Regions from separate parts of the Mus musculus genome. Here regions 2 and 3 are each linked to region 1. Evidence: chromatin contacts called from ENCODE POLR2A ChIA-PET data. All regions are on one chromosome and are shown on one strand. The core of a region is the stretch at or near the end of the contact, and the rest is flanking DNA. Distances in the headings are between cores, read along the strand shown.

Region 1 (2,983 bases), core at 128-2,627:
GTTCCAGGCCAGCCATGCCCATAAGTAGGACCCTGACTCAAAATCAATCATCAATCAATCAATCAAAGGGTGTTTTAGAGGTTTCTATGTTTTTTTTTTAAACTTGATAAATCTGTCAACCCTATTTTGAGGCTGACTACAGCTTTCCCAGGTTTGTCAATTATAGCCTAAGAAATCACAGGACTGAAGAAGTTTAAATGTGTGTATGGTTAATCAGTTTCACTGGATTTAAAGTGCATTTCTCCATTTGTTTGACATGCATTCTCAGACTACTAGAAGAATTTGGTAGGCAAGCCAAAACATTTAATAGATTCTTTTTTTTTTCAATGCAAAAATGGGGAAACGGGGCTTGAATGATTGCTCAGTAAAAAAATGCTGGCAACTACCTTTGATCCCAGCACTAGCGAGGCAGAGGCAGCAAGATCTCTGTGACTTGAGGCTAGCCTGGTCTACAGATAAAGTTCTAGGAGAGCCAGGGCATGTTAAACAAATTTTTCTTCTTTTAAAAAAAAAGAAAAAAGAAAATTGTCCCAGCACTCGGGAGGCAGAGGTAGGCAGATTTCTGAGTTCGAGGCCAGCCTGGTCTACAAAGTGAGTTCCAAGACAGCCAGGGCTATACAGAGAAACCCTGTCTCGAAAAACCAAAATTTAAAATAAAATAAAATTGGATAGGGGCTGGTGAGATGGCTCAGTTGATTAAGAGCACCGACTGCTCTTCCGGAGGTCATGAGTTCAAATCCCAGCAACTACATGGTGGCTCACAACCATCCCCAATGAAAAAGAATCTATGAGCTAGGGCTGAGCGAGTAGAGCAGGAGACAACAGGGCCAGAGCAAGAGGGACAGGCCTGGAACTCACACTGTAGACCAGGCTGGCCTGGAGCTCACAGAAATCCACCTGCCTCTGTCTCTGCAGTGCTGGGATAAAAGTGATGGGCCACCACATCCCTCAATATAGATTTTCTTTGTTTGAGACAGGGTCTCACTCCATAGACCTTGACCTCAGGAGATACCCCTGCCTCTGCCTCCCAAGCGATCCATTCCAAGTGCACCACCATGCCCCGTCCGTGCTGTGCACTTTTGTGAAAAAAAGATCAGTCCTAAAGTTCGTTGATCTAAAAGATCAATTCTTAAAGTTGAAGAGGGCTGTCGTCGAAAAACTCACTGAAACGAGACTGTGTTGGAGAGCCACAGCACGCTGGATAAAACACCACTCCAACTACCGCCCAGCTTCCCCGGTGTCTCGTCCTTTAGGAACAAGCACCCAGCGCCCCTCAGACGCTCCGCGCTCTTTCTCCGCAAGTTTTCCGCCTGCCGCATTCCTTCCCGGGCGCGTCGGCGCGTCGCGCGTTGACGTCATGACGCACACACGCAGCCCCGCCCATGCAGAGCTGAGAGCCTGGACGGAACTGGGCTCGCTCTCCTGTTGGGAATGTGAGGCTCTCGGTACGGTCGTGGTCTGCGTTCGTCCGGATCTTCCGTGGCCGCCGCTACCGCCGCTACCGCCAGCACCATCTGCCCTCAGGCCGCGCGCGCACGCAGAGGCCCGGCAGCCGGGTCCGAGAGGCGCGCGCACGCCCGCTCGCCCGCGTGGTCGCCGCCCCTCGGAAGCCTCCGGAGCCTCACACGGGTTCGCTACGGAGGGAGGCGGAGGCCTGCGGGAGGAGGCGGAGGAGGAGCGAGGGAAGATGGCGGCCGTGGAGCTCGAGTGGATCCCGGAGACGCTCTACAACACCGCCATCTCCGCTGTCGTGGACAACTACATCCGCTCGCGCCGCGACATCCGCTCCTTGCCGGAGAATATCCAGTTCGACGTTTACTACAAGGTACAGGCGATCTGTTCTATCGGACCCCGCCGCTGCTCCTGGGCCGCACCCCCTTCCACGTCCACGGCCCGGCCTGTAGCTCTCGAGGTAGCGTCGGCTGCGGTGGCCGCTTTCCGATACGCCGCCACCCCCGCGTCTGCCTCCCGGTCTGTGCGGCCCGGGGGGGTTCTTGTGTGAGAGCTATCCGCCATCCCCTTAGGGGCCCCAGGGTAGGCCTGCGGGAATGCCTGACCCAGCCGAGTCCCACCCGGTCCTCTAGTCGCTGGGGTATTTTCTGTCTTCTCTAGTGTTTGTATCAGCTGGACTTTTTTGTTCCGCTCCACCCCTAATTCTCCCTACTTTGTCATCTCGTCGATCCTCTTTACCCGAGTAACTGCTTTCTTTCTTTTTCTTTTTTTTTTCCCCTCCCTTCTCTAATCCGAGTTTCGTCCCTTTCCTTTCTTTCAATCCGAAATGATTTAGTTAGGGCTTAATGAAAATGGTCTGTGGGCTTCATTTGCATATCCTTGAAAGCTTTTTTGTGTGGTTTCTAGGTTTGTTTTGGTTTTTCGGTTTACACTTTGGGTTAAATTGGGAATTTTACTAATAGATTAGTAATAGACTGGATCTTTAGAAAGGACGCAGTGAAATTCCCTGAAAGCAAGAAGTAGAAATCTGAATTATACCAATGTGTATGAAAAGTGCGATTTTGCAGCATTCTTGCGTCGCTCCCTCTCAAAAATCTGCACAGAAAGTCCCAAGTTGCTCTCCAAGGAGTTTCAAGGGTAAGTGTTCATAGACGTGGACAATTTTTGCAGTGTTCTGAGAGGGAGGAGAACTTTATGGACTCGGAGCCTCCCTTTTCCTCTCCCCCACGTTTGAGTGTGAACACTGGCCTTATTCAGGGATCCTTGCTTTGAGTCAGCGAGAATTTCAGTTTCCAGTAGCCACTTTTGCAAAATATGACCAGTAGAGCTTTTATTTTTAGATCTTTAGTATTACTTGATTAGTTAGTTGTCTCCCAGCAGTGTAATTTGATATTTAGCAGATTTGTATATTCTTATCTTTGTTCGGTGTTTTAGGGCGTTTGTTTTATTAGAGAGATTGTCTGCTTTTTCCAGCTTGAGAACATTCTTTCAGAATTAGCAACTGACATACTGCAGTCTATAAACCCTGCTG
Region 2 (2,808 bases), core at 207-2,706, 64 kb after region 1:
ACTAATTTTCTTTTCCCACAAAGACTGTGAGGTTAGCTACCATTTCCTCTGGTTATAACTGAGAACTCCCAGGCACAGAAAGAATTCTGTGACTCCTCAGGGGGATGGGCAACAACCATGTTTCCTTTCTTTTCTTCTTCTTCTTCTTCTTTTTTTTTTTTTTTTTTTTTTTTTTTTTTTTTTTTTTTTTTGGTTTTTTGAGACACAGTTTCTCTGTGTAGCCCTGGCTGTCCTGGAACTCACTCTGTAGATCAGGCTGGCCTCGAACTCAGAGATCTGCCTGCCTTTGCCTCCTGAGTGCTGGGATTAAAGGTGTGTACCACCATGCCCGGCCCATGTCTCCTTTCATTTGGACATACCGAGGTGCCAGGCCAATGTCTATGCATCTCTAAATGTTAGCATCATGGCATGCATGAAGGGCACCCGGTAAAGGGTGGTGGTGGTAACAAGGGACTTGTGACACAAAGTGAAGCAAAGGGAACTGAAAACTAGTGGTGACAAAGGGTCTGAAATATTACTGATTTAGCACAGGATTATTAGACTGGTGTTAACTGGGTTTGAAACTTAAAGTTTCTTGTCTTTTTTCATTTTTGTTTGCTTGTGTTTTGGGATTTTTGTTTGTTGTTTAGGATTTTTTGTTTGCTTGCTTTTTTTCCTCCCCCAAACAATGAAACCACTTTCTCTGTGCAGCCCTAGCCGTCCTGGAACTCACTCTGTAGACCAGGCTGGTCTTGAATTCACAGAGCTCCATCTGCCTCTGCCTCCTAAGTGCTAGGGTTAAACTCACATTTTCAAAGCCTCTCAGAACAATTGGATTACTTGCCGTTGGAGTTCAGGAGAGGAAGAGCCACACTCAGAGCACTCTGAAGGGAAGCTAGGTAAAGTAGGTACAGGACAGGTTCCCCCCAACTGTAGAGAGTGGGGGACTTTGGCTAACTCCATAAACACAGCACATAACTGAACAGAGACCGTAACACATACGTGTGCTCACATGGACATGGGTAACCCTTTATAACTAATGATCAAATGGGACTTCTCACTGTCTTGACAGAAACACAGCTTTGATAAACACGTTTCCTACTTGCTTACCCCTGCTTTGCGGCTCTGGGGAGTCAAACCCAGGACTAGGGCAGGCAAGCTCTCTACTCCTGAGCTACACCCTGGCCCAACTGTCTGAAGGAATTGTGTTCTCTTGTTCTTTGGGGCTTTTGCCAACCCACATACTCCACCATTTTCTCATCTTGTCTCCTTCCTTGAATTTCATGTTCGTGGCTTTCCAAAACCAGCCCTTCCCTGGTTCCCTCACATCCCAGCCTCACTTCACCTTCTCTAGTGGCTTGTCTCCTTCACCCCCTTGCCAATCTGAGGCTTCCATCTCAACAGCTGGGTGGGCAGACACCAGGATAGCACAGTCTCAGGTTCCCCACAGACTTCTAACTTACTGCTTCTGTGACCTGAGTGCCCCAGGTAGTGGGCAGGTTGGCTCCAGAACTCGGAGCAAAACCATGGCAACTGCCAACACAGAGCTCAGGCCCCTCTCTACCCTGTTCACTCATGCCTCAGGGTGGCAGCCAACTATCTCCTTCAGCTGGGATCTGGACTAGGTAAGTCAGTGAGCCACGTGTGCTGTCCCCCCCACCCCACTTTTTTTTGGGGGGGTTGTGTGTCAGTGCTTACAGCTGACTAGGACCAAATGGCACACCTCTGGCCAGAAGCTATTGATTTTAAACCTCGGTAAAGTTTCTGAAGTAATTTTCCTGGATGGACACCACTCCGCAGTTATTCCGGAGGCTTATTGAGAGAGAAAGTGTGTGTATTGGGGGCGCGGGGGCGGGGAGGGGAGAGTTGTAACAGTCTTTTCCAGAACAAAGGACTAAAAGGTGTGCTGAAAGAGAGAATGGAATATAATAAATCTCTACTGAAATACACTGCTAGCGCCCTGTAGCCATCTAGTTAATAAATGATTGTGTGGAGTGATGTTTGGGTTGCTTTAAGGGCACTTACAAAAGTACCAGCTGGCATGTATTTCATTAATCTCACCAAAACCTTCCTGGGAGTAGGTGCCAAGTAGTGACCCTGTTTCATAATGAGCCTGGGTAGCCGAGGTCCTATCACTTGCCTTAAGTCAGTGGCCACTGAAACAGAAGTAAGGCTTTTGGTTGGATTCGGAGTGCTCTGGCTTCTCCAGCATGCCAGCGGGAGGCCGGGGCGACCGAGCAAACACTTATCAGCAGTGTCTTGAGCTGCAGGCATGGTTCCGGCTGATGGGTGCTCAGCCGCTCGGTCAGGACAAGCTTTGTCCCTAGCAGGGCACCAGCGCCCCCTCGTGTCTTTCCCCAGCTAGCGTAGCGAGTTGCCCGGTGTAAAAGACCGTTGCAGCTGCAGTTTATCCATTTAAGCCATGTTTCCCCTGGAACGCTGGGTTCCATCTCCAGGGCCTCTTGGATGTCGCTCAGTTTGATCATGTTCTCCCTATTCTTTGGTGGCCTCTGGGTCAGCCAATAGAACTTCCCTCTGTCCATCTAGCCTCACAGGTCAGGACATGGCAGCTCTTACCAGCTCCAAGGCTGGACAGGCCAGGAGACCCTGGGGTTTGGGGCGAGTTCCTTTTCTGTCCAGAAATAAACTATTCTCTGTACTATTATGTTTAGCAAATTGTGGAGAGGAGATGGGGACAATCAAAGTCCCTACTTCTCTGCTTCACTTTGGAAGACCTGCTCCCTGAGGATTATTTCACAGCTAAGGACAACCATGTTGGTAAGAGGAAGGCAAAAGAAAGCCTCCTAGACACTCTATAAAATTGTCAGT
Region 3 (3,199 bases), core at 256-2,755, 120 kb before region 1:
GGCTGACCTTGAACTATGCAGTATCTGAAAGTCAAGACAGTTCAGTCTTTGGCAGAATCTTCCTATAATTTATAACTAGGAGGAAAAGAGACAGAGAACTAAATGGGAACTATATAACACAGGATCACTTAGAAAAACAAATATAGGGCTGAAGAGATGGTTCAGGGGTTAAGAGCACTGACTGCTCTTCCACAGGTCCTGAGTTCAATTCCCAGCAACCACATGGTGGCTCACAACCATCTGTAATGGGTTATGAAGCGCTCTTCTGGTATATCTGAAGACAGCGACAGTGTACTTACATATATAAAAATAAATAAATCTTTAAAAAAAGAAAAATAAAGAAATGCAAATATAAAGCTCAGTGGGACATAACATACCAGCAGTTCCAGTTCCCAGGAGGCTGAGGCAAGGAAATTGCCTTGAGTTCAAGGGCAATGTAAGCCTGAGATTCTTAGTATTTTATTTTTAAAAATATAATAATAATAATAATAATAATAATAATTTAAAAAGCTGGTCACAGGTGGTGATGCATATGCATGCCTGAGAGGCAGAGGCAGGAGGATCAGGAGTTCAAAGTCAACCTTAAGGGCACAGCCATATAAAGACCAGATGGCCCATGTGAGCCTCAGAACAAATACACGTAACAGGATACCACTCTGCCTTCAGATAAATCTGTTGAGGACAGATAAAACTGTGTAGCCACATTTAAATAATATTTTAACCTCCAGCTATTGTAACGTAATCACCAGCGTGTAAACAAATTTGGAATATAAACTCGTATAATATAAGGAGCCTCTGGATTTTCCCACAGTCTAAGTAAGTCCCAGACCTTGACTATCTAATGAGTTTCTGAATCATAGAGGTGGTTTGGAGAGTACAGAGTCTGCTTCATTATGGTTAAAGGGGGACTGGCAACAGAACTAAAGATGTCTTACAAGGCTCAGGAAAGCCCACAGCCTAAAAGCATCACTTTTAAGAAGGGTTCACTGTACCACCTCATTTGAAAAACCCCAAACTGTTGATCCCCACATTCCTATACAACCCAAACAACCCATTGTCCCAACTAGTCCAGCTACCCCTTTCTTAGGCAGTACCTTTCACCAGACCCCTCAGTACTCTCATCTTCATTCCACCCTCTATTACCCGAACCAGTCTCCCCACCTCTGTCCTTTAAAGGCCTTGTCACTTGAGAACAGCTCCTCGAAAGCCCCTCGGGCCCCACTCTCCCCAAAGTCACGGGAACAACACTCCACACTTCACCTCCAAAGCCCTACCACCACTGCCCCCGGCCGCCCTCTGGCCTCTTGCCCAGCTCTCCTCCAGTTTCAGCACCTTTCCCCGTCAACTGGGGCTGGTCAAGCCCTGTTTCCTCATGCTGCCTGTCCCTTTCCCTCTCCAAACCTCCCCTAAGCCAAAGACCCGCCAGCCCTCTCACCGGCCGCTCCGCCGGTAAACGCTGTTCTCCAGCTTCAGGCTCACTGTTTGGAGTCTCCCTCGTGATTGACGGCTAGCACTTCCTACCACGCCTCGGCGGAACCACCGCATCAGCCAATCCCAGGAGCAAACTGGCCCCGGCGCGGCACCGCCCTTGGAGGTCAGCTTCGCCAACCAGCGAGTAGGAAAGAGGCGGACCCGCCTTCAGAATCCATCCAATCCGCTGGGGCTGGAGGGAAAACACAACAGTATGGAAGTTCGGGTGAAGCGGGTGGGTCAGGTTCGGTTGTGAATGCAGGCGGCAGGGGAGAAAAGGCAGGCGTGTCTGCGGGCCTGGAAGAGGCACCTTGGTGGATTTTCTGTTTTAAGGAAACGCTACATGCACCAAATACCTGCGGACCTCAGCCAGAAGTCTCCAGCGAGGAGCCCGAAGCCAGGTATACTGGTGTGTTTACATCGAATTCTCGCGACAGCTGATTTGAAGCTAAAAGCACGTGGACGTGGCAGCTGCCAATCACTTTTACCTGACCACTCAGGCTGCCCGAGCCCGCCCTCCACCCCGCCCGCGGCGCTGTGTTTACCTTCCGGGAGTCTAGGCTGGCAGTCCGTGTTCAGTCCCCTGCTGAGTACGTCTTGCTCTGAATAAGGGGGCCTGTAAGAAATTTTGTTGGAGTCCTTAATGGTTACTGTCATAGGAATGGATGTTCGTGAACATCTGGAAATGGAGAGGCCCCAGACTTTGGAAGGGGGAACTTGTTGCACAATATAGGGATCCATAGAGAGTCTAAGAAGACTACCTGGGGCTTTGCAAGATGGCATTGGATACGTCTTAAGGGTTCATGGAGTCTCAAGTAGTCGTAGGCCGGGAGCTCTTGCTTAAAGAAACCCACAATCACACTCCTAGCTTTCCCATATATCTTTCCCCTGAGCACCTAGTAACCTGTACCAAAATCTCTTTTTATGGGATTCCAGTAACACATGCACTATATTCCCTATATTCCCAGCACTGGTGTACATAACAAGTTCTAAGCCAGTCCAGTGCCACCAAGTTTGAAAACACTGTCCCTTCCAAAAAATCTTTTTTAATAAGATATAATTCTTTTAAAAATAATAAACGGGCCTGGAATTTGGACATGATGCTCCTGCCTAGATGTGGACTAGGCGGCTAGGTATGACCAACAAGGAATTCGTAAAAGTACCTTTGCCTATCATACAGGTTAAAGTAGACTTTTTAGGCATGTCATCAGTGTCAAGAGTTAGCTGGAGGTCGTGGTCAAGGCCAAAAAAACTCATTTCCATGGCCATATGTCTTAGTTAGGGTTTCTATTGCTGTGACGAAACACCAAGACCAAAAGAAACTCGCTGGCTGGGCAATGGTGGGGCACTCCGAACTCCGAGCACTTGGGAGGCAGAGGAAGGCAGATTTCTGAGTTCGAGGCCAGCCTGGTCTACAGAGTGAGTTCCAGGACAGCCAGAGCTACACAGAGAAACCCTGTCTCGAAAAAATAAACAAACAAAAAACTTGTTGAAGAAAGGCTTTATTTGACATACAGATCCTAAGTCCACTGAGGGAAGCCAAGACAGAAATTTAAACCAGGCAGAAACCTTGAGACAGGAGCTGTAAAAAGGCCTAGAAAAAGTACTGCTTACTGGCTTACTACTCATGGCTTGCCCTGCCTGATTTTTTATAGACTCCAGGACCACCACTCCAGATACAGCACTATCCACCATGGCCTCAATCACTAATTAAAATGCCCTACAGGCC

What was found. ChIA-PET counts read pairs that join two places held with the same protein, here RNA polymerase II (POLR2A).
Region 2: POLR2A ChIA-PET joins it to region 1 with 16 read pairs in Patski. The contact joins the promoter of 1700125H20Rik here to the promoter of Appbp2 in region 1. POLR2A ChIA-PET finds 5 or more read pairs at or near these places in 5 of 5 experiments (Patski and embryonic stem cell).
Region 3: POLR2A ChIA-PET joins it to region 1 with 28 read pairs in embryonic stem cell. The contact joins the promoter of Bcas3 here to the promoter of Appbp2 in region 1. POLR2A ChIA-PET finds 5 or more read pairs at or near these places in 4 of 5 experiments (Patski and embryonic stem cell).

What each region holds. Positions count from the first base shown.
Region 1 is chr11:85,233,514-85,236,496 of GRCm38, reverse strand. It overlaps Appbp2 (amyloid beta precursor protein (cytoplasmic tail) binding protein 2), which reads left to right and starts at 1,377. Exons shown (of 13, transcript NM_025825.3): 1 at 1,377-1,825. The coding sequence starts at 1,688. Appbp2os (amyloid beta precursor protein (cytoplasmic tail) binding protein 2, opposite strand) reads right to left here and starts at 1,331. Exons shown (of 4, transcript NR_028329.1): 1 at 1,165-1,331.
Region 2 is chr11:85,169,744-85,172,551 of GRCm38, reverse strand. It overlaps 1700125H20Rik (RIKEN cDNA 1700125H20 gene), which reads right to left and starts at 1,456. Exons shown (of 6, transcript NM_028589.1): 1 at 1,325-1,456. The coding sequence starts at 1,375.
Region 3 is chr11:85,351,470-85,354,668 of GRCm38, reverse strand. Bcas3 (breast carcinoma amplified sequence 3) reads right to left here and starts at 1,505. Exons shown (of 24, transcript NM_001166643.1): 1 at 1,436-1,505.